Regions from separate parts of the Homo sapiens genome. Here region 2 is linked to region 1. A link is an interaction called in ENCODE POLR2A ChIA-PET data of the cell type or tissue named here. Cell type or tissue: Panc1. All regions are shown on one strand. Links, peaks and the distances in the headings refer to the core of each region. The heading gives the core; the rest is flanking DNA.

The links. Peaks named below come from ENCODE experiments on the same cell type or tissue, not always from the same donor. Only the 100,000 strongest peaks of a DNase experiment are listed, where the experiment ranks them.
Region 2: POLR2A ChIA-PET joins it to region 1 with 10 read pairs; 3 of 35 experiments call an interaction of 5 or more read pairs at or near these places.

The regions. Positions count from the first base shown.
Region 1 is chr6:155,233,045-155,248,184 of GRCh38, forward strand. It overlaps TIAM2 (TIAM Rac1 associated GEF 2), which reads left to right. Exons shown (of 27, transcript NM_012454.4): 16 at 7,486-7,665; 17 at 10,967-11,035; 18 at 11,614-11,739; 19 at 12,579-12,687; 20 at 14,956-15,135. It also overlaps a transcript of TFB1M not described here. Among named protein-coding and RNA genes, the nearest start is that of CLDN20, 23 kb to the right of the region's middle. RefSeq lists an enhancer at 14,291-14,986. In Panc1, for the core only: no CTCF peak of the experiment used is centred there; no DNase peak of the experiment used is centred there; H3K27ac peaks cover 6,256 bases.
Region 2 is chr6:154,998,999-155,014,138 of GRCh38, forward strand. All of the region lies in intron 1 of TIAM2 (TIAM Rac1 associated GEF 2), which reads left to right. It also overlaps the pseudogene LOC100421330. Among named protein-coding and RNA genes, the nearest start is that of TIAM2, 11 kb to the left of the region's middle. In Panc1, for the core only: no CTCF peak of the experiment used is centred there; no DNase peak of the experiment used is centred there; H3K4me3 peaks cover 505 bases; H3K27ac peaks cover 2,539 bases.

The DNA.
Region 1 (15,140 bases), core at 2,691-10,690:
GAGGCCACAGCTGCACCCTGAGCCAGGAAAGGCGGGCACGTAGCTCAGCTTCTGATGCAGTGGACTCCTGCCACGTATTTCATGCAGTAGCTACAAAATTTCAGGCATAGTCTTGAAATAGTTCTGGGTAATGTGATGTACCTACCCCGTAGTAGTTTAAAGATTCCAAAACGCACAGGAAAGTTGAAAGGCCTCAGGCTGTGATGTCTCTGAATAAGACAAAAGAGAATATCAAAGTTGTTGTGATCAAGGGAACAGATTTCACAAACTGTCATCAAGAGGAGGCCATCATGGTATTTTTCTAATGAAAAGTATTGCACTGAACCCAGGTTAGAAGGTTCATCTGAGTGACTCAGAGCTTGGTTTGACAAAGACTCTGTCCTTCAAAGACCGTCAAAGAGGGTCTGGGCGAGCTGCTTGATCGTCCTAAGCAGTTTTCTTGCCACTCCTAAGAAATGGGTTTATGGGCTCCTTGAAAATAGACAAGAAAATGTCCTTATCCATACATTAAAACACAAATAACTGCTTAGACGTCTGCCTGAATTCAGAGCTCTTGAGTGGGATGCTCCTCATCTATAAATAAGATAAAATCATTTTCAAGCAGGGATCAACCTTAGTATAACATTAAAAACCTGAACTAAAGGCCCGGCATGGTGGCTCACGCCTATAATCCCAGCAGTTTGGTGGGAGGATCGCTGGAGTTCAGGAGTTTGAGACCAGCCTGGGCAACATAGTGAGACCCTCCCTTCTCTACTAAAAATCAAAAGAATTAGCTGGGTATGGTGGCATGCGCCTGGAGTTCCAGCTGCTTAGGAGGCTGAGGTGGGAGGGTTGCTTAATTTCAGGAGTTTGAGGCTGCAGTGAGCTATGATTGTACCACAGCACTCCAGCCTGGGTGGCAGAGTGAGACCCTGTCTCAAAAAAACAAAACAAAAACAATTTGAGAGAAAATTTTTTTTGGGGGGGGGTTGGGGTTCAATATCATTGCTTTTCCAGATAGCATAATTTTTGGAAAAAATGTTTTTATTTAATCTTTTTATGACTTCTTAAAGAAAATATTGGTTTCATGCTCTTTTATGAAAGCTGAGGCCTGTGATGGACCCAAGTTTGTAGCATTGATTGCTACAAACTGGAAAAAACCAATCTGAGGCCCCCATTTCAAGTGCCCGTGTTTTTTATTCTGCATATGCACATCCTGTTAGGCCACTGAATCCTCACACTCCCAGCCCTAAGTTATGATCATCTGTCTTTTGCTTTTATTTATTTACTTTTAGAGATAGAGCCTCACTCTGTCACTCAGTGGTGTCATCATAACTCACTGTAACCTTGAACTCCTGCCTCAGCATCGTTAGTGGCTGGGACCACAGGCATGTGCCACCACAGCCAGCTAATCTTTTTATCTTTTGTAAAGATGGGTTTCCCTATGTTGTCCAGGATAGTCTTGACCTCCTGGGCTCAAGCCATCCTCCTGACTTAGCCTTCTGAGTAGCTGGGACCATAGGCGTGTGCCACCATGGCCGGCTAATTTTTTTTTATCTTTTGTAGCGATGGGTTTCCCTTATGTTGTTCAGGCTGGTCTTGAACTCCTGGGCTCAAGTGATCCACCTGCCTCATTCTCCTAAAGTGTTGGGATTACAGGCATGAGCCACTGTGCCAGACCAGTCTTTTGCTTTTAAAGCAGCATTCCTGGGGTGGGGGTGGAATAGGCTCAATAGATGTCCCAGTTGTCTGCATATGAGCTGTTTCTGCCTCTCTAAGCAGAGGTGGTCTCCAGAGGCAGGTGGCTGCATCCCTAGAACACCTGGGGCCAGGAGAGCCCTGACCACATGGGAGGCAGAGGCAGCAGGAGGCGTGAGGAACTAGATTGCTTTGCCTGTGCTCTGCTAAATACCTGGGAGTGGCAGGGGCTGTGCGGACAGCTAGAGAGGGGAACAGAGCTAGAGACGGAGCACAGCTAGAGATGGAGCACAGCTAGAGACAGAGCACAGCTAGAGAGGGGAACAGAGCTAGAGATGGAGCAGAGCTAGAGAGGGGAACGGGCCCTGTGCCATTTAAGGTCTCGCTGAAGCCTCCTTGCCCCTCAGCTGGAAAGCCCTGGAGAGTCATGGTAAAGCTGCAATGCTGGCATGTTCTGTGAGAAACCTCCCAACTGTGCCTTGTGCACAGCAGCTGCTCGGCAAACACGAGTTTCCTTTTCTTCTTGACCCAAACGGCAATTTTAGCAGTTACTTGATGGAATAGGCATTCCTGCTGCCTTTTCATCAGGAAGGACACTGAAGACTTAGAATCGAGACTTGCCCAGGAGTGCACAGAAGGCTGGGGGTTGAGCCTGGACTGCAGCCCAGGCCTTCTGACTCTCATCTGTGCTTTTCAGGCCTATCACCATATATGCATGTGAAGATATCCCAGCCCAGATAATCACTATTCCTATAAAGTGCTGATCAGGTTCACCCAGAATGTCCCTCTAATGTTTGTAAACATCACGAACAGTGGGTGAACTGAAATGTAATCACCCAAGTGACTCCTTCAGCTACAATCTGAAAAGACACACTTATAATTACTCTTCTCCTTTTGGGGGCCCTGCCTCCTTTTGGTCCCAAGTAATCCTCACCAACTCCCTTAGACAACAGCTAAAATGTTAAGTGTACAAAAGGTGGCTTTCTAGCACTTGAACACTTAATTGTGGTACTTTAAGAAGTAAATCTGCTATGAAAAATCTCAGCTAACATTCACTTTTTGGGAGTTAATCTTACCAGAAAAGTTCATAAAGTGAATTCTGTTTTTCTAAAATGGCAAGATACTTTATTTGTAAGATCTCGTTACTTTAACACTGCATTGTTAGGTGTGATTTTTGACATCCCAGTGAAGCAAAGCCATAATCTCACCAGATGCCATTTAACTTATGATGTATTTTATCAGATCTTATTTTATACAGTATATTCAAGCTTAATATAGATTCTATAGCCCTGGGAACTGTTAGTTTTCAGGACTGCAGAATTATATTGTCTGAGCTTGTGGTGCAAATCCCAGTACAGAGATTTCAAATCAGTGAGTCTTGGAGTCCGAGTATTATCATCGTGAACATTTTAGCTCACTTCATAGGAGGCCACAACCAGAACACCAGAGTCATGGCTGTGATTCCGTCAATTTCCTGTAGCCCGTGAGCTCTGTCCACATACCTCAGTGGGGACCCTGGGACAGGTGATCCCACTGGAGCCAGCACCACTCCCAGAAATCCAAGCAGAACGCGAGCTGTATGAAGAGTAGACCAGCAGTTCTCATGCAGGCCACACATTAGCAACACCTGGGGGAGTTTTTTTAAGAAACACCCATGACAGCCAGGCATGGTGGCTCATGCCTGTAATCCCAGCACTTTGGGAGGCTGAGGTGGGCAGATCACCTGAGGTCAGGAGTTTAAGACCAGCCTGGCCAACATGGCAAAACCCCATCTCTACTAAAAATACAAAAATTAGCCAGGTGTGGTGGTGGGCACTTGTAATCCCAGCTACTTGGGAGGCTGAGGCAGGAGAATTGCTTGCACCCGGGAGGCAGAGGTTGCAGTGAGCTGAGATCGTGCCACTGCACTCCAGCCTGGGTGACAGAGCAAGACTCTGTCTCAAAAAAATAAAATAAAAGAGCAAGTCATATCTTACGTGGATGGCAGCAGGCAAAGAGAGCTTGTGCAGAGAAACTCCTGTTTTTAAAATCATCAGATCTTGTGAGATCTATTCACTATTACAAGAACAGCATGGGAAAGGCCCACCCCCATGATTCAATCATCTCCCACTGGGCCCCTCCCACAATACATGAGAATTATTTATGGGAGCTACAAGATGGGATTTAGGTGGGGACACAGAGCCAAACCATACCATTTTGCCCTGGCCCCTCCCAAATCTCATATCTTCACATTTGAAAACCAATCATGCCTTCCCAACAGTCCCCCAAAGTCTCAACTCATTTCAGCATTAACTGAAAGGTCTACAGTCTAAAATCTCATCCCAGAGAAGGCAAGTCCCTTCCACCTATGAGCCTGTAAAATCAAAAGCAAGTTAGTTACTTTCTAGATACAATGGGGGTACAGGCATTGGGTAAATACAGCCATTCCAAATGGGAGAAATTGGCCAAAATAAAGGGGCTCCAGGCCCCATGCAATTCCGAAATCCAGCAGGACAGTGAAATCTTAAAGCTCCAAAATGATCTCCTTTGACTCCATGTCTCACATCCAGGTCACACTGATGCAAGAGGTGGGTTCTCATGGTCTTGGGTAGCTCTGTCCCTGTGGCTTTAAAGGATATAGCCTCCCTCCTGGCTGCCTTCACAGGCTGGTGTTGAGTATCTACAGCTTTGCCAGGCACAGGGTGCAAGATGTCAGTGGATCTGGGCTCTGGAGGATGGTGGCCCTCTTCTCACAACTCCACTAGGCGGTGCCCCAGTAGGGACTCTGTGTGGGGCTCCAACCCCACATTTCCCTTCTGCACTGCCCTAGTGGAGGTTCTCCATGAGAGCCCTGCCCCTGCAGCAAACTTCTGCCTGGACATCCAGGCATTTCCATACATTCTCTGAAATCTAGGTGGAGGTTCTGAAACCCCAATTCTTGGACTTATGTGCACTGGCAGGCTCAACACCACATGGAAGCTGTCAAGGCTTGAGACTTGCACCCTCTGAAGCCATGGCTCAAGCTCTGTGTTGGCTCCTTTCAGCCATGGTTGGAGTGGCTGGGACTCAGGGCACCAATTCCCTGGGCGGAACACAGCATGGGGACCCTGGGCTTGGCCCAGGAAACCACTTTTTCCTCCTAGGCCTCCAGGCCTGTGATGGGAAGGGCTGCCAAGACCTCTGACATGCCCTGGAGACATTTTCATCATTGTCTTGGGGATTAACATTCAGTCCCTCTTTACTTATGCAAATGTCTGCAGCCAGCTTAGATTTCTCTTCAGAAAATGGGATTTTCTTTGCTATTGCATTGTCAGGCTACAAATTTTCCAAAGTTTTATGCTCTGCCTCCTCTATAAGGCTGAATGCCTTTACCAGCACTCAAGTCACATCTTGAATGCTTTGCTGTTTAGAAATTTCTTCTCCCAGATACCTTAAATCATCTCTCAAGTTCAAAGTTCCACAGATCTCTAGGGCAGGGGCAAAATGCCGCCAAGCTGTTGGCTAAAACATAACAAGGGTCAGCTTTGCTCCAGTTCCCAACAAGTTCCTCATCTCCATCTGAGACCACCTCAGCCTGGACCTTATTATTCATTTCACTATCAGCATCTTTGTCAAACCCATTCAACAAGTCTCTAGGAAGTTCCAAACTTTTCCACACTTTCCTGTCTTCTTCTGAGCCCTCCAAACTGTTCCAACCTCTGCCTGTTACCCAGCTCTGAAGTTGCCTCCACGTTTTCAGTTATGTTTTCAGCAGTGCCCCCGACTCAAAAGAGAAGCGATTCTACTGAAGGAGCTCAGCCATCTGGGAGTTCCCATGGCAGACATCTGTTAGGGTCTCACCCTTACTTGCCCCTTGAGGTAGGCCTGGAACGTTACTGGGCTCCTTTTCCCACTGCACCTTTGGCACATTCTCTGGTTCTCCCTTGGAGCAGGCTCCCTCCAGGACATGTTACAACCCTTTCACCGAAGCCTTCCTGGACAACCGATTCTAAAATGCTGCCTCTATTCATTTAATGTTTATTATAACTCTTCATTTGTTCCACAGAAGTCTTTGTTGATTCCAGATTGCCTTAGGCTATGCTTTGGGGTTTCCAGCCTTGGTGAGTCTTACCTCTTTGTGTAGGAACTGTTTCTACTTCTTTGGAGAAAAGCAGGCCCTCAATTGATGACCACTGAATTGAACTGAAAGACTAGCCAGAGATCAATGTTGAGTTTTAATGTGGATTGTATATTTCCATCATATGACAACACTGTGTTGGTGGGGGTTGGGGCATAGAACAGAGAGGGCAGTTGAGAGTGGCCTCTTTTTATTTTGGGGTGCTTCAGTTTGTCAAGAGACAGACTGTATAAAAAGCATGCATCAGGCTACCAAGTTTGACCAACATGCTTGTGTAAGCTTTCTGCAATATCCAAGGAAAGAAAATGAATTATGTGAATATTAAGAGATGCTCCTGAGAAGTTCAGCTTCTTACCCAAGACAGAGATGGATAGAGGTCAGGCATGAAGGCATTTAAGCTGAAAAAAGGAGAGTTTTTTAGTTGACAGTCAGAAAGTTGCTGGCTGTTAATGGATGCCAGTCATTTGTGTTGGGACTCAGCTGCGTTGTTCAGTAAGAATTTCAGTGCAGCAGAGGTGGGCCGAGTACCTCCTGTGCTGGCCAGTGAGCTGGCTGCTGGCGGAGATGTGAAAGAAAGAAGCCACCCTGCCCTCACTGGGCTTCCAGATGGGGAGGTGGTGAAGTGGGGTGGAGATGTGAGGGTGGAATGGAAAGAATGAGAAGTAAAAGGACACTTTGTAATCTGACCCTGCTCCAGCAACTGTGGAAGCGTTTCACCTGTGAGGCTTTCCAGCCAAAGTCTGGTGGATACAGATAGGCTGTCTTTGAGAAGGCGGAAGCACATGGTGCTTCTGTCTGAATAGGAGCTTGTGCCAAAGGCCAGTGGTCCCCCCAGATGGTCATGTTCCTTCTTGTCTCTTCATCTATGTGATTCCTTTCCCATGACTGGGAGCGAGTATTTCCTCTGAGCCCACATTCCCTAGGCCTGGCCCTGGCTCCCTGCTAAGACCAGCTTAGCTCCCTCCTCGCAGAGGTTTCCTCTGGGGCTGGTTGATCCCTGGCCTCTCATCCTCGCCAGGCCTTATGTGTCCTCTGCTCCCTGCCTGTGCGCTCTGCAGGGCTCTGCACCCCTTTAGGGTGAGGGTGTTACCATCTTCATCTGCTTCTACTCCATTACTAGCATGTGCACCAGCTCAAGAGTTTCTCACTCATAATTCTACTTGCCACAAGACTGTGGAGCTGAGCGGTTAGACTGGAGGGCAGAACTCCTGGCCCACTGTGGCCAGGTCGTCCTGTAATTGCTCTTGGGCTGTGCCTCTCTTGAGTCTCTCCGGGCTGTTCTGTGTGGGAGATGGAAAACTGGATTAGGCCAACCATTGAGGGGACTGGGTGGGCCTGTTGAGGCCATCTGCTCTTGTTGCTCCCTAGAAAGCCATAACTTCTTGATTTCAGAGCTACCTCACCTTGACTGCAGAGGGTTAGCCCTAGGCAATGACTCTGTAATTTCAGGTCCAAAGATACATCTAACAGCTGATGTGACAATGGAGAGCCTCGTGTGTAAACACTGAACATGAGTGTGGGCGCACATCTTCCTTACTCAGATCCGAAATGATAGCCAGAGGGGTTTGAGGTGAATGAAACCCTTTGCCCTACACAGAGGCCCCTCTGAGATCCCTGCTGAGCACAGACGGAGACACTTGGTGCCCTTGGGGGCAGCGGATACTATCAGGGAGAGGCCCGTGCATTATTTTCCACCTCTTGTCCTCTCTCAGAGTGCTGAGCAGATCACTGCACTGTGCAGGAGTTTTAACGACAGTCAGGCCAACGGCATGGAAGGACCGCGGGAGAATCAGGATCCTCCTCCGAGGTCTCTGGCCCGCCACCTGTCTGATGCAGACCGCCTCCGCAAAGTCATCCAGGAGCTTGTGGACACAGAGAAGTCCTACGTGAAGGTAAGGGAAGAGCTGGCATTTATGCATTCGTGCCTCTTTGATGATGGCAAGTGGTATGCTGGCAGAGGTCCCCAGATCACCTCTGCCCAGGACACCTGCCACTCCCCAGGGGGGGACACCTGCTCCTTGAATCAGTGAATTGCTCAAGGAAGGGAGGGGAAGAGTGAGAGGGTGGAAGAGCTGAGGAGACTCAGAAAAAAATTAGATCCTTGGCTTATTTTGTTACCAAGGTAGCTTTCACTATGGAAACAGATGTTCTGGTTTGTCATTTGCAATCTGTGGGAAGGGAGTCTGTACTGGTTTAGTATAAGGGGAGAGAGATCACTTTAGGTGATGAGGAACTTGGGAACAATCTGTACATACGTGACGGCTGATCCAGGCCCCACAGTCTTGGCGGTGGCCCGGGCCAGCCCTGCCTGGTGGTTGTCATCGTGTAGAACTGGGACGCACACACTGGGGAGTGGTCAGCACGTGGGAATATCCTTGCACCATTATGAAGGGGCAGTTGCCGAGTATCTTGAGTACCCGAAGAATTCATTTATCCATCTCATAAGCCCCCAGTCAGTGGTTTGAGAAAGATTTTATGAAGAATACTGGAGCCTGGGGAGCAGAGTTCTTTTGCTTTGTTTCCTGGAGCTTTGGTACCATTTGAAGCTCGCTTCATTTGTCAGTTACTGAAGCAGCGCGGCACGGTGCGGTGGGCTGAGGGTCCAGGCCCGGCTTTGCCTCCCTCTGGCTGTATGGTGGATGGCCCCCTTCAACTCCCTTATTTGGGGTCTGAGACACTCGGTCCCCCTTCTCTAAATGTCTTCCAACTCTGACGTGCTGGGTCCATGAATTAAGGCTTGGCACACACGTGCGGCTATTACCTTGCTCTGCAAGACAGATCTGAGCTTCCCCCTTTTGTTGATGTCGCTGTTTTACCAGGACTTCACCTAAGGCCCTATTCACAGGTAGCTTCCCAAAGCCCCTTCTTTTGGCCTCAGAGGGGAGAAAGGAAAGTTAGGAGAGATGACAGTTTAGTTTCATTTTCCATTATGTCTTGTCCTGCATCCAGGGTGTGGAGATGAAGTGAACAGCCAGGCTGTTCAGACTCAAGTTCTGAATAATCCCATCTCCACAGTCACCTTTTTCCAAGTCGCTGTGTGGCGCTGTAGATATTTTGGAAGCTTCAGAGCCCTTCTGACATCTTGAGAATAGTCATGGAGCTCTTGCCCCAAGAGTTAAGGGCAGAGTTGAGAGGAGAATCGATGTCCCTTTTTGGTAATAGTGTTGTTAGAATTTCCTGTTAGGCCACGCTGTACTGGGAGGGTCATTTCAGTGACAGGCTGGCAGAGTACTCAGATGGTGTCATGGGTGAAGTAGACAAGGACCGACTCTCCCTTCTCTCTGCAAGAAACCTGCACTTTGTTTTCTTAGGGCCCCCCTGGGTTGCAGCCCTTTGCCCCCCGCAGCTCTGCGCGGACCTGATTTTGCTGTCCAGGAAGTCCTCCCAGGCAGCACCAGCCTGTGAGGCATGACTGCCAGGCCCCAACACCCTCGGACAAAATAACCCACACTTGGCACCTGTTGTGATTCACACACACACCACCGTTTCTTCATTTCTTTTTTGTTGCTGACGTTTAACACAGAATCTTGTTGTTTTTTAACCTGGATCCCCTGCATGCTCCTTGAAATTTTTGACATCTATGTGTTCCCTGAGATATGATTCAGTAACTTCCATCATCTCCCTTCTCTGAGCGGTCTGGCGTGGAATATGGTGAGGGAAGGCCAGGGAGGTTTTTATGGTGAAAGCATCCGTGTCACAGGCCTTGCCTTTTGCTCTCTGAACTAAGGCCAGAAAGTTCTGGGGATGCTTTGGGCTTTATAAAGCTCTGGGTCTTAGGTTCCCCTCTTGGGAAGTGAGGGAGTTATTATAGCTGACTTTGCAGTCAACTGCTTCTAGTATTTTAGGACTCAAAATTCTTCAGAATAAAAGAGAAATCTTTTCTATCACTGAACTATATCCTGGTCTTGCCTTCAAATTATTATTATTATTATTTTGGAGATGGAGTCTCGCTCTGTCACCCAGGCTGGAGTGCAGTGGCATGATCTTGGCTCACTGCAACCTCCACCTCCTGAGTTCAAGAGATTCTCCTGCCTCAGCTTCCTGAGTAGCTGGGACTACAGGCACCCGCCACCACACCCAGCTATTTTTTTTTTTTCTTTTTTTTAGTAGAAACAGGGTTTCACCATGTTGGCTTGGCTGGTCTTGAACTCCTGACCTCAGGTGATCCACCCGCCTCTGCCTCCCAAAGTGCTGGGATTACAGGCATGAGACACCATGCCTGGCTTTGGCTTCAAATTATTAAACAAAATCTTTCGCTCATGGGTTTTGTAACTGCAGTCTACTCCCACTATACTGTCCTGCTGGAACCTCGTTTGCAAGACAGCCAAATATGGCTTAGAGTTTAGCCATTAGAGCTGCAGCTCTGTGGGAGTTTTTTATTGCCTTTGAATATGTGAGTTTGAGATTCTGTGAATCAGTCAACCCCAAAGTTGAAGGGCTCCCCAGAACTTGACCCTCCCAGCTCCATGCTGGACCTCTCACTGTGCTCCCTGAGGCAGAAGAGGCCAGGAGCTGGGGTGCACCTGACACCAGTGCCACCCAGACGCCCTTCCTCTGCAGGGAAGTGAGTGCCCCTGCTGCAGTGGCCTGAAGAAAGGGTGTTTCTGTCACCAAGACACTTACCTAAGCAGAGGGAATGATCGAGCTGTAAAGGTGTGGAATCCAGCTGTTGCCTGTATTGTGATATTAAACTCTTTGAATTAGGTGAGCAATAATCACTACTTTTGGGGTCAGGAATTTCAACAAAGGCTGGGTGTGGTGGCTCACGCCTGTAATGCTAGCACTTTGGGAGGCCAAGGCAGGAGGATCACCTGAGGTCAGGAGTTCGAGACCAGCCTGACCAACATGGTGAAACCCTGCCCCTACTAAAAATACAAAAATTAGCTGAGTGTGGTGGAGCACACCTGTAGTCCCAGCTATGTGGGAGGCTGAGGCAGGGGAATCTCTTGAACCCAGGAGGCAGAGGTTGCAGTGAGCTGAGATCATGCCACTGCACTCCAGCCTGGGTGACAGAGCAAGACTCCGTCTCAAAAAAAAAAAAAAAAAAAAAAAAAAAAAAAGAATTTCAACAAGGCATAAACTTCATTATCCTGATGGGAGCCTTGGGAGCTGCTGCCAGGTTGCTGCTACCCAAATCTCATGGGTATTTTGGAGACTAAAGCGTTGAAGACACTTTCTTCTATTTTCTTTCAGGATTTGAGCTGCCTCTTTGAATTATACTTGGAGCCACTTCAGAATGAGACCTTTCTTACCCAAGATGAGGTAAATAAAATCACCTTCCTTCTGTCCAGTGATCCACAGGTTAGTCTCTGTTTGCCTTTTAGCAGAACTCCTATGAGAGTATCTCTGTTGATCCCAAAAGAACATCCCAAGACTTAACGGTCTTCTGAGAGTCCCAGGCATAGCCTCCTCCTAAACCACTGCTGTGGCCTCGGCTGCATGACCCAGTGGCAGAGTGTTTACAAAGGCAGAGGGACGGTTATGGTCTTTTTGAGGTAGAAGAGAGTGTGATCAGAAATTCCTTTTCAATACATACCTTTGTAATGTGAAACCACATAATTAGTTCTACTGACTTACATTTTTCTTAATTTGAATTCTGAGAATTTTACATCCACTTAAAAATTTACTGTAGTAATAGAGAATTATGGGGGATGGAGCTGTGAAACTTTCTATGTATAAGCCATATCCCATAATGAATGTGCTGTCTTCTTAAAGGATTTACTTTCTGTCTGCTTTTCCGTGAAGAATTTCCTTGTGATTTATTTGTGGGCCTAAGAGTTAGCGTGGTGTCCTGAACTTCATGGCTAATCCCCTCATTTCAAATCCTGATCTTCACATAGATGGAGTCACTTTTTGGAAGTTTGCCAGAGATGCTTGAGTTTCAGAAGGTGTTTCTGGAGACCCTGGAGGATGGGATTTCAGCATCATCTGACTTTAACACCCTAGAAACCCCCTCACAGTTTAGAGTAAGTATCTCAGATTTAGGCTTAAAGTAAAAATACGTGGCTATGGTACGTATTTCTCTCATGAGAATTCTCTCATGAGAAAGAATTTCTTGTCCTGTGACTATTGACTATTTATTGTCCTGTGACTATTTCCTTGCACCGTTTTCCTCTGTCAGGTGGTAAAGGAAGGCTGTATATATTTTTTTTTCCTGGCGCAGGTGCTTTTGGTAGTCAGAAGTCCAGCAGCACCTCCCGCCTGGTTGTTGACCACGTACGTGCTCTTTTCTCAGCTGCTGTGAAGGATATCCAAGGTGGTTGCTTCTGAAACCAGAGCTCCTACCCTGTGCCCAATCCTTCTTCCCCGTGGTCATGTGGATCTGGGATTAAGAGAATAGGTTTCTAATTGCTGGGCTCAAGCCCTCTCTTCTATGAAGCACCAGTGCTCCATAGCATCCGTGTAAGCCGCAGTGTGGCAGGAAGCCCCTCCAAGGGGACCTGGAACCATACAGACAGCATCACTCTCCCCAAGCAATGCAGAGTCGGCTTTATTAGTGAACCTCTCTCAGATTGTTTATATCCCACCTTGTCAGCTGTATTTTTGTAGAACTTTCTTTGTTTCTTGTCCTTGGATTGCACACTGTCAGTAGGCTCTGCCGCTGGAAACTTTGCAGTCAAGCTAGATACCTGCCAGGGGAGCGCCTGGGCTGTTCCCCACCTCCTGTGTGGATGGAGCAGGTTTGAACTTCTCCAAGGCATTAGTGCTATGGAATCTGACAGAAGCCATGGGGCCGTCAAATGCCATAAGCCAGCACGCATTGATTAAACCATGTCTGATTTGACTTTCCCCTCTGCCCTTCTAGAAATTACTGTTTTCCCTTGGAGGCTCTTTCCTTTATTACGCGGACCACTTTAAACTGTACAGTGGATTCTGTGCTAACCATATCAAAGTACAGAAGGTTCTGGAGCGAGGTAAGTTGCTTATGCCTTTTATAGTTTTTTTTTTTTTTTGCATTTTTAACTGTTAGTAAAGGGTAAATCTGTATTTAACAAGTAGAGAGTAAGTACAATTTTGATGTATTAAGGTCCATCCTTGACCTTGACAGTGGCAAATATTAAAGGGAAAGGTTTCTGTTTCTGTCAGTTAATTAGTAGCTGGGAACAAGTATGCCTAAGAGCAGAGATGTTGCTTTGCCATGTGTCACTTTGCTGTCAGTTACATCTGGATTCTTTTCTTGCCAAATTCCTTTCTCTAAAAACTTGCAACCCCAAACCCTAGATGGGAGTAGAAAGAAATGCATGCTATGGTGTTTTTTTTTTTTTCCTTGTTAATCTTCTTAAGCCTGAGGAGCCACAACAGCCTACCACGAAACTCACAAGAAGTGTGTCAGCTGAAAGTAAAGTCTCTCTGGTGCAACTGGAAAGAGCTCACATTTCCCAAAGGTTGCTCTTCGGTGTTTCTCTCTGCGTGGGCCTGGAGGGCATCTGGAGGTTTATCCTGACGCCCTTAGTGCTCATTCATGTCCACGGATGCAGCTCTGCCATTGGATTTTAATCCAGAACGTCATGATATCCCAGAAGAAAAGCCCCACATTTAAAAAGTGGGGTCTTAGAGTGCTTCAAATGAGCAAGACCCAGCCCAAATCCATCTTCTCCAGTTGCTTTAGACAGTTGCTGAACTCTGTTGCCATTTCCTCCCACAAACACCCTCTTTTTAATTAAATTTAATTAATTAATTTTAAAAATGTAAAAATGTTCGTAGAAATGGGTCTCACTGTGTTGCCCAGGCTGGTCTCAAGCTCCTGGCCTCAAGTGATCCTCCTATCTAGGCCTCCCAAAGTGCTGGGATTATAGGCATGAGCCACCACGCCTGGCCCACAAGCACCTTTGTATTGACAGTCTGTAGTACAGTGAAAGCATACCAATGTACTTGTCAATACATATTGACAGTCAGTGCAGTACAGTGAAAGCATACCAATGGCTTGCTCCATTCCTCCTTTGTCATAAAGAAGAGGGGTCCTGTCACCACCTACTTGGCCTGGTAATCACATTCAAAATGGTATTGCATCTCCTAGAATGTTGTAGATTTTGATCTTACAACACAATCCCAAATAAGGGTGTATCTTCCTTCAGAGTAGCTGCATTCCAAGCAACTGGGCATCCAGTGCCAACTGGTGGAATCCAAGTAGCACTGGTGTATCCGCTGGTACCCAAACCAAATGCACCTGGATTCCTACACACACCCTTCATGGCACTCAGACAAAGGGGCAGTTTTCACTGCCAGAGAGGGTCCTACTGCCATGCCTGTTGGAAGGGAGCTGTGGCTCTAGGTATGCGAAAGGTGAATCTGCTTGGAGCTGTGGAGTGAAGGCTGTAGGCTGCAGGCTGTGGTGCCTGTCACCTTACTTTACAGGAGAAAAGACACTGCTTTCCAGATAACCCTTAAGTGTACAGAATACAAATAAGCAACAACTAGAGTGAGGCCAGTGGGAAAAACACTGGTTTATTTTCCTTTATGAAATTTTTGTGGGTATGGTGTAGGGTCTGGATAACATTGCTTAATGGCTTTTTTGATGTTGTTTTTTTTGAGATGGAGTCTCACTTTGTTGCCTAGGCTGGAGTGCAGTGGCGCGATCTTGGCTCACTGCACCCTCCACCTCAGGAGTTCAGGTGATTCTCCTCCCTCAGCCTCCTGAGTAGCTGGGATTAGAGGCGCCCACCACCACGCCCGGCGAATTTTTGTATTTTTAGTAGAGACGGGTTTCACCATGTTGGCCAGGCTGGTCTCGAACTCGTGACCTCAGGTGATCTGCCCGCCTCAGCCTCCCAAAGTGCTGGGATTACGGGCGTGAGCCACCGCACCTGGCCACGCTTCATGGCTTTTAATGAATTGTTTGAAACTCACTTTTTAGGCCACCTATAACAATATTTCTCATGGGTATGCATGAAATGTGTCTTTAAAGTCAGACATTCCTGCATTTTGAGTCAGTGTTAGTCTTTGGGGCGCAGCCTGCATTCCATCCTCGGAAGCTCCCAGCACTCCAGGGCTCTGTCAGGGCTGTGAGGCGGAATCCCACGCTGACAGCTGGGTGCCTGACCCACTGATGTGTTGGGGTTTTCATTAAAGAATGGCATTAGGAGGACTATAGAAATAGATGATCTATAAATGTTAAAAGAGAAATGAAGAATTTAATTCACCCCACTGTGCTCTTCTGAGGTCTTTTATCCATCTGCTTGTAGCTAAAACTGACAAAGCCTTCAAGGCTTTTCTGGACGCCCGGAACCCCACCAAGCAGCATTCCTCCACGCTGGAGTCCTACCTCATCAAGCCGGTTCAGAGAGTGCTCAAGTACCCGCTGCTGCTCAAGGAGCTGGTGTCCCTGACGGACCAGGAGAGCGAGGAGCACTACCACCTGACGGGTGAG
Region 2 (15,140 bases), core at 7,141-15,140, 230 kb before region 1:
CTGAATGGAGGAATGAATGAACAAACCCGATGACAACTTCCTTATTTAAAGTAATTGATAAGAAATGATGCAAAGTCCATTTGGAGTGGAATTTGGCCCATGTGTTTGTATTTCTTAAATGCCATAAAAAGTATTGGTTAAACTTTATGGGAAAGATGGGCATCTCTATTATATATTCAAAGACATTTGATATGCTATAGGAAAATTAATTAATTAATTAATTAATTTTTTTGAGACAGAGTCTCGCTCTGTCACCCAGGTTGGAGTGCAGTGGCGATCTCAGCTCACTGCAACCTCCATCTCCTGAGTTCAAGCGATTCTCCTGCCTCAGCCTCCCGAGTAGCTGGGATTGCACCCACCACCACACCTGGCTAATTTTTGTATTTTTAGTAGAGATGGGGTTTTGCCATGTTGGCCAGGCTGGTCTCGAACTCCTGACCTCAGGTGATCCACCTGCCTCGGACTCCCAAAGTGCTGGGATTACAGGCGTGAGCCACCGCTCCTGGCCAGGAAAAATAATTTTTATTTCTTTATTATTTTCTATAGGAGAAGTTAGAACTCCTAACAGAAAAGCGTAATGAAAAAGCTCAGGATTTGGAATCACTAAGTTTGTCTGAAAACTAGCTTTGCTTCTGCAGACCATAAATGTCACCGGCCTCAGTTTCTTGTAACTTCTTTTTTTATTTTTTTTTGAGACGGAGTCTCACTCTGTAGCCCAGGCTGGAGTGCTGTGGTGCCATCTTGGCTCACTGCAACTTCTGCCTCCCGGGTCCTGGTTCAAGCAATTCTCCTGCCTCAGCCTCCCGAGTAGCTGGGATTACAGGTACGTGCCACCATGCCCAGCTAATTTTTGCATTTTTAGTACAGACGGGGTTTCTCCATGTTGGTCAGGTTGGTCTTGAACTCCTGACCTTGTGATCCGCCCGCCTCGGCCTCCCAAAGTGCTGGGATTACAGGTGTGAGCCACCGCGCCCAACCTCTTGTAACTCCTTAAATCTTAGAGTTGTTACAAAGATCAAATGAGCTGAAGTGCATGAAAGCACTTTGCAAACTTTGGAACAATGAACAGTAAGAGGAGTTAGAAGCTGTGGCAGTGACTACTTGGCCTGTGCATACATCATCTCATTTATTCCTCTGAATTTAAAAAAAGTAGACTTTTGTGGAATAAGGAAGAAATTCATGCTTAAACAACTCCCTCAATGTTAAACATGTATCGAGTGAGCCCCCTATGATGTGTTAAGAACTGTTAAGCTGGGCTGGGTGCGGTGGCTCACGCCTATAATCCCAGCACTTTGGGAGGCCAAGGGGCGGATCACCTGAGGTCGGGAGTTCAAGACCAGCTGACCAACATGGAGAAACCCCGTCTTTACTAAAAATACAAAAATTAGTGGGCGTGGTGGCACATGCCTGTAATCCCAGCTACTTGGGAAACTGAAGCAGGAGAATCACTTGAACCCGGGAGGCAGAGGTTGTGGTGAGCTGAGATTGCGCCATTGCACTCCAGCCTGGGCAACAAGAGGGAAACTGTTGCAAAAAAAAAAAAAAAAAAAGCATCCAAAAAACTGTTACGCTCTCAACACGATGGTCAGTAAGAGAACTTACTTTAAGTAGAGAACAGTAAGTGACATTAAGTGACACAAAAGCAAATTCCTTAAGTTTTAGGTGGAGGAGTGATAGGTCAGATTTGCATTTGAAACCAGTTCCGTTCAGGCACCTTGGCTTACGCCTATAATCCCAGTACTCTGGGAGGCCGACGCTGGGGATCACTTGAGGTTGGGAGTTCAAGACCAGCCTGGCCAACATGGTGAAACCCTGTCTCTACTAAAAATACAAAAATTAGCTGGGTGTGGTGGTGCACATCTGTAGTCCGAGCTACTCGGGAGGTTGGGGCACGAGAATTGCTTGAATCCGAGAGGTGGAGGTTGCAGTAAACCAGGATTGCGTCACTGCACTCCAGCCTGGGCGACAGAGCGAGACCCCATCTCAAACAAACAAACAAAAAAAGAAACCAGTTTCTTTTTAGATTGTTGTGAGTAGATTTAGGGAAGCAAGCCTGGAAGAAAGAAAGTCAGTGGTAACAGTGTAGATCATCAAAGGTGGTGGCAGTAGAATAGTGGGGACAGACATGGAAGAAGATTCCAGAAATATAAAGGAAGTGCAGTGGACTTGGTGACTGAGAAAATGGAGGGCAGGGAGAATCACATCCAGTAAAGGATGACACCCAGGCTGCTCACCCATATGACAACCTAGAAGGAGAAGGTTGGAGACCTGTGGGATCCTTTACCCAAGTTCACGTAGTTTGAAATTGCACAGCTGAGATTTGAATCCAGGTCTGTCTGACCACATGATCCTTCCACTCTTCTATCCTGACCCAATGGTTAGCATGCCCTTAATTGTAAACAAATAAAGGATCTTAATAAAAATCATCTAGCATTTGAAAGCTTTTATTTTTTGTGAAATGTTTTTTCATAACATTAAGGAAAAAAAAATGCCCACGGATGGTTACCGCCAGCAGACATAGGCTGGTGCCCTGAGAAGGTTCCCTGCCAGAAGCGTATAATGTATTTCCTCTCCTGGATGTTACATGGCCTGGGCCCTGGCCCACTCCTCTCCAGGCATTCCATCGAGCTGGAAATTGGTCTGCTTTGTTTTCATTTATGAGGTTTGTAGATTGAGTAACAGAATCTGGACTACAGTGTTCATTGTGTTTTCATGGTGTTGGATTACAAGCTTTCTTTTAAATTCATGGTTAGGTTTCTGAATGTGCCTTTTGGACATAGTTCTTCATGAGTTCCCATTACTAAGTGATTTCTTTGCATTGGGAACAGTATGTAAAACTCGAATTTTGAAGCTTCTTTTGTCAGTAGTTTGGGAAATGGCTTAATAAATAAGCTTGCAAATCTTTCCTTATGCTGGTGAAAGTGAAGGATTCTCATTGCTTTTAAAATATAGTGATGAATTTTAGTGCAATATTTTGTGTTATTTTAAAATTCAAAAAAATTATATTGTTGTTGTCTAGTAAAGAGCATTCTGTGCCTTAAGATTTTCATCTCTAAAAGAAGGATGACAGCAGCGCCTTCTTAGAATATTGTTTTGAGGATTGAGAAATTAATGAATTAACATAATACAGCTGGGTGTAGTGGCTCACGCCCATAATCCCAGCACTTTGGTCGGCTGAGGCGGGATGATCACTTGAGGCCAAGTATTTGAGACCAGCCTAGGCAACATAGTAAGACCCTGTCTCTGTAAAAAAAATACAAAAATTAGCTGGGCATAGTGGCATATGCCTGTAGTCCCAGCTACTAAGGAGGCTGAGATGGGAGGATTGTTTGAACCCAGGAGGTCGAGGCAACAGTGAGCCATGATCACGCCACTGTACTCCAGCCTGGGTGACAGAGCAAGACCTCGTCTCAAAATAAAATAAAATTAGCATAATATGCTTAGAACCTGGCCTGACGAAATGAGAAAGTTCACTAAGTGTTTTCTATTTCTTTCTGTCATTTTTTTCCTTGCATTATTCCCTGTCTGGTTAACCCCCAGTCATCCACGGAGACCCAGAAAAGCCTTCCATCTGAGTTGCTTCTTAGGTACTTGTGTCTATATCAATTGTTGCATTCATCATATAATATTTAATTCTTGATGACTTCTCCATCACACAGGGAGTGCTTTGCTTGTTTTATTTATTTATTTATTTATTTTTGACACGGAGTTTCGTTCTGTTGCTCAGGCTGGAGTGCAGTGGTATGATCTCAGCTCACTGCGAACTCTGCCTCCAGGGTTCGAGCAGTTCTCCTGGCTTAGCTTCCCAAGTAGTTGGGATTACAGGCACCCACCACCACATCCAGCTAAGTTTTGTGTGTGTGTGTTTTTTTTTTAGTAGAGACAGGGTTTCACCATGTTGACCAGGCTAGTCTCGAACTCTTGACCTCAGGTGATCTGCCCTCCTTGGCCTCCCAAAGTGTTGGGATTATAGGTGTGAGCCACTGAGCCCAGCCATGCTTGTTTTATTTTTGTACCACTTTTATATCCAGCCTGGTGCTTTAGTGAACACTCTTAAATGGTGGTTGACAGAATGTGTGAAGTGTTCATTGAAATTGTTTTTAAAAGTATTATAATATGATTATGAGATTGAGAGACCCTTTGCCAAATATTTGACTCTCTAAATGGACTTTATCAATAACAAAGTGCTGAAAGTTAAAATACATAAAGGTTGATCCGTTTTTTTCCGAAGCGTGGAATTGTGGCAAGGTTATTGTATTGGATATTAACAGCTCTAGATTCTGTTGTGGAATATACCTTTTACCCATTTGGCAGGTCACCTAAACATTTGAGGGAGCCAGGTGTAGTGGTGCACGCCTGTAATCCAAGCTACCCAAGAGGCTGAGGCACAAGAATTACTTGAACCCGGGAGGCAGAGGTTGCAGTGAGCCGAGATCACACCACTGCACTTCAGCCTAGGCAACAGAGTGAGACTCTGTCTCAAAAAAGAAAAGAAATTACTTGTCCCCATTTTCACAGCCTCCCTGGCCCCAGAGAACAGAAAAGTCAGAGAGGTGGAAGACTCGACGCTCCCAGCTGTGCCTCAGCTGTGGGCCAAGTCTCCACCGGGGCCAAAGGGGACACTCTTGTGGGAGGAGCAGAGGGGCCCACATCTCCCCTCTCGGCTCCCCCATGCACACTGCCTTATCTCTCCCCCTCTAGCCAGGAATCGGTTGTGTGTTTCCTCTGCCAATTTACTGTGATTGTGTATGTGCTGCTACCACCGCAGCTGCCACGGTGGGGCAGGGAGGAGGCCAACATGGTGAAACCCTGTCTATACTAAAAATACAAAAATTAGCTGGGTGTAGTGGCAGCTGCCTGTACTCCCAGCTACTCAGGAGGCTGAGGCAGGGAGAATCACCTGAACCTGGGAGATGGAGGTTGCAGTGAGCCAAGATTGACGGAGCGAGACTCCATCTCTCCCAACTCCCCCCAGAAAAGTGCATTCTGTTGAGTCTGTTGTGTGAGATGTTTTGCACTTATGTGACTTTTATCAGTGCCTTTGCTTTTTGTATTTTTAGTAGAGATGGGGTTTTGCCCTGTTGGCCAGGCTGTCCTGAACTCCTGACCTCAGGTGATCTGCCTGCCTCGGCCTCCGAAAGTACTGGGATTACAGGCATGAGCCACCGTGCCTAGCTGTGATGAGTAATTTCTGCACCAGTCCTGCTGTAGGCTACCTGCAAGACAAGATGTTTGATTGGAAGGCTGGTCAGAGTCACTTCTAGCTCCTGGTCTGTAGTCTTTCCAGAGTCTTCCTAGTGTGCCTCAGTAAGTCAGAGTAGTCAAGGCCCATACTCTGTATGTAGTAGCCAGGCTAATCCTTGGAGTTCACCCCAAATTTCCAATACCATCTTTCTGTTTTTGTTTGTTTTAGATGGAGTCTTGCTCTGTCACCCAGGCTGGAGTGCAGTGACATGATCTTGGCTCACTGCAACCCCCACCTCCTGGGTTCACGCGATTCTCCTGCCTCAGCCTCCCGAGTAGCTGGGACTTGTTACAGGCGCCCGCCACTACGCCCAGCTCATTTTTTGTACTTTTAGTAGAGACGGGGTTTCACCGTGTTAGCGAGGATGGCCTCAATCTCCTGACCTTGTGATCTGCCCGCCTCGGTCTCCCAAAGTGCTGGGATTATAGGCATGAGCCACTGCGCCCGGCCTCTTAATACCATCTTTTTTTCCAAGTCTGTTACTCTGTTATGTAACCTGGTATTTTGAGCTTAGCTGTAGGACATTTACTTACCAGGCGAATAGACTATTGCATCACCTTTAACTCCTCTTTCTTTGGTACCATTGCTTTGTAAATATAGTAGGCTCCAAAAGAAGATGTGCCCAAGATGGATTTATAGAGTGGGGAGAGGTCGCTGAGGTGGGCACACAGTCTGGAGCATCCCTCACTGCCAGAGTTTGCAGTGAGTCCCTCTCAGCTTCCCAGGCAGGCCTTCACTTACCTTAAGCCATTTGCCCCATGTGAAGAGGCAGAAGGCAGTCATGGAGTAACCCATGATGAGCCAGTGGATGGTCAGTTGCACCAGAGTAGAAGGCTTGGAGGATGGTAATGGAGGTCAGGTTGCCCAAGGCAAGGCTCTCTCCAATTAGCCTGGCAGCCTGAGGAGGGAGGAGTAGCTCATCAGCAGCTTGTCCCTCATTTCCCCTTTCACCTCCACCCTGGAGGCCTGCCTGTCTTTCCACAATAAAAATGAGGAATTCCGTCTGGAAGCAGGCCAGGCATCCTGAGTACAGGCTATGCCAGAGGGCCAGGAATCTTGGAGAGACCCTGAGAGAGTTTTTTGTTTTTGTTTTTGTTTTTTATTTTTTATTTTTGAGATGGAGTCTAGCTCTATTGCCCAGGCTGGAGTACAGTGGCACGATCTCGGCTCACTGCAACCTCCACCTCCTAGGTTAAAGCAATCCTCTTGCCTCAGCCTCCTGAGTAGCTAGGACTACAGGTGTGCACCACCATGCCTGGCTAATTTTTGTATTTTTACTAGAGACGGGGTTTCACCATGTTGGCCAGGCTGGTCTTGAACTTCTGACCTCAAGTGATCCACCCACCTTGGCCTCTCAAAGTGCTGGGATTACAGGGGTGAGCCACCTCACCTGGCACTGTGAGAATTCTTTACTTTTTTTTTTTTTTTTGAGATGGAGTTTTGCTCTTGTTGCCTAGGCTGGAGTGCAATGGTGTAATCTCGGCTCACTGCAACCTCTGCCTCCCGAGTTCAAGTGATTCTCCTGCCTCAGCCTCCTGAGGGATTGCAGGCGCCTGCCACCACGCCCAGCTAATTTTTCTATTTTTAGTAGAAATGGGGTTTCACCATGTTGGTCAGGCTGGTCTTGAACTCCCGACCTCAGGTGATCTGCCTGCCTCGGCATCCCAAAGTGCTGGCATCACAGGCGTGAGCCACTGCACCTGGCCAGATTCTTTACTTTCAAGGAATTTGAATCATTTGAAAAAGTCACTGGAGAAAAGGGTGGGTAAGGAGGAGCCACTGACTGACTAGTTCTTGGATCGAGCCGCCTGCCTCTGGGTCCTCGAGCCTCGAGGAGTAGAGGGCAGGGAGGCTCCCACGTGTAGCCCCCCGGGGTCCTGGAGGCAGTGCTGCCTGATTAGTTTTACAGATGGGAGGCCGACCCACGGCAGAGCTGGTGATCAGTGACCGAGTGCCTACCAAGTCCCTGACGTTGAGGTCAGTGGGGAACCAGATACACTCTAATGCTGCCCACACTCTAGTGGTAGGGACAAACAAGTAAAGAAGATGTTTATAATCAGGGCAGCAGAGGACATAAGTCCTGTGGCAGAGCTGCAGTAACACCCAGGGCTCAAGGCACTTTTTTTTTTCAAATCGGAGTCTCGATCGGGCATGGTGGCTCATGCCTGTAATCCTAGCACTTTGGGAGGCTGAGGTGGGTGGATCACAAGGTCAGGAGTTCGAGACCAGCCTAGCCAACATGGTGAAACCCTGTCTCTACTCAAAATACAAAAATTACCGGGTGTGGTGGCGCATGCCTGTAATCCCAAATACACAGGAGGCTGAGGTGGGAGAATCTCTTGAACCCTGGAGGCGGAGGTTGCAGTGAGCTGAGATTGTGCCATTGCACATCAGCCTGGGCGACATTTTTAGAGACTGTCTCCCCCACCTCCCCCCACCAAAAAAAAAAAAAAAGAAAAAAAAAAGACACAGTGTTACTCTGTTGCCCAGGCTGGAGTGCAGTGGCGTGATCTCGGCTCACCACAACCTCCACCTCCCGGGTTCAAGCGATTCTCCTGCCTCAGCCTCCTGAGTAGCTGGGATTACAAGTGCCCACCACCACACCCAGCTAATTTTTTTGTATTTTTAGTAGAGATGAGGTTTCACCATGTTGGCCAGGCTGGCCTCAAACTCTTGACCTCAAGTGATCCACTTGCCTTGGCCTCCCAAAGTGTTGGGATTACAGGCATGAGCCACTGTGCCCGGCCAATTTTTGTATTTTTTGTGGAGAAAGGGTCTTGCCATGTTGCTCAGGCTGGTCTACTAGGATTACAGGTGTAAGCCACTGCGGCTGGTCTGCTACTGGCTTTTTGATCGTACTTTGAGAAACTGCCCTAAATAAAGTAAGACTTGCGCTTGTAGGGCATTCAGTGTGTGGAGGGTGTGGGGGAGTGGAGTCAAGGTCTCTCTTCCCGTCTCTTTTCCCTGCATGATGCCCCTTTGCATAGGCTTGCATAGGATTGTGAGGATCTAACCATGTTAGTTAACTTGCCAGAGATGGGCAAGAGATTTGTAGGCCAGTCACATATAAATGCAGCACAGGTTTTCTTATTTCAGGGTGATCCATGGTTTGACAGGAACCATTTTTCTTTTTCTTTCTTTCTTTCTTTTTTTTTTTTTGAGAGGGAGTCTCGCTCTGTCGCCCAGGCTGGAGTACAGTGGCACAATCTCGGCTCACTGCAAGCTCCGCCTCCCGGGTTCACGCCATTCTTAAGGAAATTTTTAAGGAAAACATCTGGTTTCTAAAGAAGAGGTTTGTTGAATATATTAGTTATAAGCATACTGACAGTGAAAACGATTAGGTAAAATGTCAGGTTACTTAAAAACATCATTTTGTAATGAATATTAGTGAGAAAGCATTTCTGTCTCTTCAATAAAGGCCATTTCCTGAGGGATACCAACAGGCAGGACTTTGCTTAGTTCTATTTCAGTTTACCATGTAATTGGAATTTTAAAATGACCTGTCTTAAAAAATCTGGGGATGTCACTAAGTCAGACTGTCATCAGTTTCACCCTGGCCATTAGTCTAAACGTGTGAGGAAATTGAGCCCGTCGGATGGTTGCCATTGCAGGAGTCTTGGTGTGTGTCGAGAAGAGAATGTCACTGCAGCGTGGCATTTTCTGAAAAGCTGTCTGTCACTGAAGCTAAATTTTGATAGCTTGATAAATCACATTAGAAAATTCACTAAGGCGTGGAGTGTACAGAGTTGGCAGCCAACAGTTGGAATTTTCGGCAAACCAACAAGTGGGTTGTTCCGAAATATGTGGACACGTACATATGTAATTGTCGACCTTAAATAATACATCATATGGCTTTTTCCATTGTCTAAAGGAAAATCTCTAAACATTTATAGAGTGCATTGAAAATTCTTGAATAATTTCAAGATATAAAAGTACATTTATATTTCTGTGTGTGATAGATGATAATATGACACACTTGAAAACTGTGTTTGTTGTAATTTCTCATTTGGCATTCTTAAAATTTGCTAAAATAGCATGACACTGAGATGTGGCTTACAGTTAGTGGTTAGTCCGGATAGTGCCTCTTATGTATATATTACGCAGAAAGTCAGCAAAATCACCTGTGCACATGACGAACATATACCTCAAACCTCAAGAAATATAAGGCACAGAGAAATCAATTGCCTCAGGCTAGGGGTGAAACACAGTCACTTTCCTACTCATTTCCAGGTCTCTGAACCAGGTTTTCCTGGAAGGAGCTGTCTCCATTTAGTAATATTGCCAAGTTTTGTCTCTTTGGTACTCACTGGTGGTCACTGATAGTCTAAGGGACCTTCCTTTTCTGGAAATAATTTTTTTTTTTTTAACCTGCTCCTTGCAGAGCAGGGCTACCCCGCAGGCAGTGTGCCCAGAGAAGCTGGAAGTAAATTTCTCAGCATCACTCAGTTCTTCTGAGGCTCAGTGTCTGGAATGTACGTATATTCCACTCTCTTGAATTATTCCTTGAAACTCAAACTTTTATTTGACCCTTTTGGATGTGGATGTTTGTATTGTGAGAAAAGAAAAATGCGCTGACTGTACTGTAGCAGTGTTTGGAAACCTTACTGTGATGTGTTTGTGTTTTCAGTGGGTGAATCTGTAGTTAGGTTCAGTGTTTTGGGGCAGTTGCTTAGCATGTACTGCCTTGGAGTTGTAGGATTGAAATAGGAGAGGAAGAGCATAATGGAAAGCACATTAGGTATTGTTCCAGAACAGAGGTTCTCAAACTTCAGGGCATCAGAATCACCTGGAGGGCTTGCTAACGCATAAATCTCTGGGTCCTGTCCTCTGTTTCTGACTCAGAAGATCTTTTTTTTTTTTTTTTTTTTTTTTTTTTGAGGCAGGGTCTCGCTCTGTCACCGAGGCTGGAGTGTAGTGGTACAATCTTGGCTCACTGCAGCCTCCACCTCCAGGGTTCGGGCGATTCTTGCACCTCAGCCTTCTGAGTAGCTGAGACTACAGCCGTGAGCCACCATGCCTGGCTAGGTTTTGTATTTTTAGTAGAGATAGAGCTTCACCATGTTGCCCAGTCTGGTCTTGAACTCCTGAACTCAGGTGGTCTGCCTGGCTTGGCCTCCCAAAGTTCTAGGATTACAGGTGTGAGCCACCATGCCTGGCCCTGACTCAGAAGATCTGAGTTCGGCCTGATAATTTGCATCTCTATGATGTTTCTAGGTGATGCTGCCACTGTGGCTGATCTGGGGCCGCATTTGGAGAGACTGTGTTCTGGAGGCTCAGTGTTGGTCTATACTGAGTGGAGATGTGGATCCGTAGACGTCATTCAGCTTCTCAGGGTCTGGGTTTGTATATACCTCTTGGTCCAGGCAGTATTAGTGATTTTCTTGAAAATCAGAGGAATCCTTTGTTCCAAACTACGACTTACGTGAAACCAAGACCCAAATATATAATATACAAAAGGGATGAAATGGAAATTATATTAATTACGCAGTTGTAAGGGACAGAAGGCCCCTTGGGCCCCTCTGAAGGACCTAATACAGTTGTGAATCCAGTGGAAGAGAGGATTTCTAAGGTCCCTCGCACCCATAGCTTTCTCTGATTCTGTATACTCTTTTTTTTTTCTCTTTTTCCAGGCTGAGTCTCACTCTGTCACCCAGGCTGGAATGCAGTGGTGCAATCTCGGCTCACTGCAACCTCCACCTCCTGGGTTCAAGTCATTCTCGTGTCTCGGTCTCCTGAGTAGCTGGGACTACAGGCGCCCGCCACCACACCTGGCTAATTTTTGTATTTTTAGTAGAGATGGGGTTTTGGTCTTGAATTCCTGGCCTCAAGTGATTTGTGTGCCTCAGCCTCCCGAAGTCCTAGCACTACAGGCGTGAGCCACCACGGCTGGCCAGATTCTGTATACTCTTGAAACTGTAGACTGTTAGAGAGTGGAAAGAATCTAAGCGGAAGACTTATGACTTTGAGGTTGTGCCTTTTGATATAAGAAGCTATGTTTAGGATATATAAATAGGTAGGCAATAAATTAGCTTGAGATTTTCATGGTAGCAACAGCTCATAAAAGATCCACAGCTCATTTCTAGTAGAACTGGGGAAATTCTAGTAAGAAAAGAAATGGGGTAAAGGGTTTGGGTAACACTGATGTGGCTGTGATCTTTGTGTGCAGCTGGTATGTGTAATTGAATTGAAATAATTTAACCCATTTTAATTTTCATTTATTTATTTTTTTGAGATGGAGTTTCGCTCTTGTTGCCCAGGCTGGAGTGCAATGGCACGATCTCGGCTCACTGCAGCCTGTGCCTCCTGGGTTCAACCCATTCTCCTGCCTCAGCCTCCCGAGTAGCTGGGATTACAGGCATGCGCCACCATGCCCGGCTAATTTTCTATTTTTAGTAGAGACGGGGTTTCTCCATGTTGGTCAGGCTGGTACCTCCCAACCTCAGGTGATCCGCCCGCCTCGGCCTCCCAAAGTGCTGGGATTACAGGCATGAGCCACTGCGCCCAGCTTACAAAAATTAAATTTAGGCCAGGCGCGGTGGCTCATGTTGGCCAGGCCGGTCTCGACCTCCTGACCTCAGGTGATCCGCCCGCCTCGGCCTCCCAAAGTGCTGGGCCTGATGGTGAAACCTGTCTCTACTAAAAATACAAAAATTAGCCAAATGTGGTGTCATGCGCCTGTAATCCTAGCTACTCGGGAGGCTGAGGCAGGAGAATCGCTTGAACCCGGGAGGCGGAGGTTGTGGTGAGCTGAGATCGAGCCATTGCACTCCAGCCTTGGTGACAAGAGTGAAACTCTGTCTCAAAAAAAAAAAAAATTAAATTTAGGAGCTGTTCTTTTCAGTCCTTGGTAATGTTGAGTGAGTCCTCTGTAACATGGAATGACCAAAACCAAAACCAAAACCAAGCCAAACCAAAGGGATTCTTAGGATATTTCAGGCGGTTATGCAATTTGTAAGACTCTAGGGGTCTTTACAACTCCTCACTTTCAGGAGTGGAGGGGTAGTTATGGAATTGACACTGGTTAGGAGACCTTTTGGACAGGCGATCATTTAATCTGTGCTTATCTTTTGAATTAGAAAATTTCTCCCTTGGACCTGACCTACATAGCTGCTGCCTTCCATGAGTTTGTTTCCATTTATAATCCTAATGAACAGTATTGAGATCCTGTGGCTTCTCAATTTTCATATCATAGCAAAATAACTGAGTGTGAGATATTTATTTTGAAAAACTTAGACGATCACTTCAGTCAGTCTTAGTTCTGAACAATGAAACAGCTTGTCTCAATGCACACTTCCTTCGGTCATATTGATCTATTTTTCTCCTCAGAGTGTCTGACAATGGTTTGCCCTGTGACTGGTATATAATTTAAACATGTGCTAAGCATAATTTTAGTTCCTTTGGGATCACCCTCAGTTTTTATACCTCATCTGGCTCTCACAATTCCATTTAATTACAGCTATTTTGATATTTGGCCAAGTCACTAAAACCAGTCAACTCTCTTATGGGGAGACAGTAAACTTTTGATCAGCATATCACTGGAAGTGAAATTCTTCTGCAAACAGACACTTTTTCAGGAATTATTCTTGTAAATGCAGAGAGGCGTTGGCAGTCTTTTGATACTTTTGGAGGGGTTTTGGTGGGTGCCAGATGGTGCGTAGCTACTGTATGCTTGGAAAATGTTAACGAGAGGCTCAGCTTTTCTGAGTGTGTGTTTTGGCTTTTTGAGATAGCTTCCATGTAGGAAGAAACTTCTTTTAAGACCAAATGTAGACTCTGGATTTCCTCCAAGAGAAGTATTGTAAATATATCAAAGCTGATGCTGTACTGAATTTCTTTATAGAAAGAAAAAAAGGAGTAGTTAATAAATAACATACAGTGTTTGAATAGAGCCTACAATTTCAAAGAGTTCATCTTTCCTTATGGCCAGTTTATTACAAACAGTTTATGTTCAAACCTTGTTTTTCTCCACCCCTTGCGTTGTCATATTTCATTTTGTACTGTACGGCCCACATTTCTTATCCTGTTCTTTACTATGAGAGTTCACTGAGCAAAAGTAAGTCCACAGAGCAGGAAGGGAATGATAATCCTTAACAGTATTTTGATTTTTCTCACTTTTGAGCTTTTGACTCAATGTAGTCTTACAGAAAGCACATTTGCTACTTTTGTGTTGGGTGGAGTGAGGTTTAAAAACAAAAATCAACCAACCAACTTACCAAACCCCATTAATTCCTAATTCTGTAAGATATAGGGTATCTTACAGAATTAATCACAGGGCAATTTCTGATGCTATTTTATTTTTTAAAATTTATTTTATTTTATTTTTTTGAGACGGAGTCTCACTCTGTAGCCCAGGCTGGAGTGCAGTGGCGTGATCTTGGCTCACTGCACCCTCTACCTTCCGGGTTCAAGCGATTCTCCTGCATCAGCCTCCCGAGTAGCTGGGACTACAGGCTCCCGCCACCATGCCTGGCTAATCTTTGTAGTTTTAGTAGAGATGGGATTTCACCATATTGGCCAGGCTGGTCTCGAACTCCTGACCTCAAGTGATCCGCCCTACTCGGGCTCCCAAAGTGCTGGGATTACAGGCGTGAGCCACTATGCCCCATCCTCTGATGCTATTTTAGAAATACTAAAAACAGACATCTTAAAATCTTACAATGTAGCATTAGAATCATATTGAAATCATAAAATACTGGGAGAGACCTTAGAGTGAGTTCAGACTCACTTCAGAAGATGGAGGTGAGAGAGTTTAAGTAACCTGCCCAGTTTCTCCCATCTCGTAAGTCTGGCCATTATGCTCGGGCTTCTGAGCGTCCTCTCACTTCTTCTCCTGCTCCTCACCTGTCCCCTACCTGTGGCACATTGTTGCTCCTCCTAACTGGGGCTGGAGGACCCAGGCTTTCTCTGCACATAGATGCTTACCAGTCCCCATGGCTCCTGTAGTACAGCTGAGGTTTGGGGTCTACAGCTGGCTTAGTCTGTGCTCCTGCAGGTGTGTGTGCCATAGACGATCCAGAAAGCAGGTCAGAAAATCTCTGTCTGCTTATTTCTGTGTTTGATAATCTGTAAGTTCTCTGTATTCCGAGTTTGATGTGGAGTTTTGTCTCTTTTGCTTTGGAGAACTCGAAATTTGGGAGACGGCTTGCTGGGAGAGGTGAGGAACTCAAGGGAAGAGAAGAAAGGCATGGTTACCAACATTTACTACATACCTTTTCTGCATCTGGCGCTGTGCTAGGTACTTCCAAGTGCTTGCTCCCCTCTGCTACACAAAAGGGATATTGGAAAGCCATATTGTACACGAGGATATTGAAGCATAGAGCTGGGATTGAATCCCAGTTTGTCTGACTTCATATCCTTCCTCCCAACTCTTTCTAGGGAGGGGGAAGGGCACAGAGCCCATGTGCGTTTTATGAGCCATATGGAAGTCTGAAGAGCTGCTCAGCTCTGACAGCTGTTTAAATTATCTGTGACACTGCATCCCACCATTAGCAGGGATGATGGATTGTTGACAGTCTCCATCAGAAAAGGCTGGAGTCCCAGTCCGTGGAGGAGCACTTACAGGGTCTTTCCTAAGTGCTGAGTAAGTATAATTGAAACTTGGATTCTAATTATTATTGCTGGGTTAGAAAGCATTGAAGATACTGTTAGGCAGATATATGTCTATGTATCTGTCTACACACACACACACACACACACACACACACACACACCTGAGATGGGGTAGATCATTGTATTTTTGTGTCTACCAGCAAGAAAAGGAAGGAAAAACTAAGGTGATGTGTATTTTTAGTAGAGATCTTCCATAATTTAAAGTCATTTTGTTATTTTCTTTGCTTTCACACAAAAAATATGTGGACCTTTTCTGTGTACCTTACTCCAGTAAATCTATTTTGTC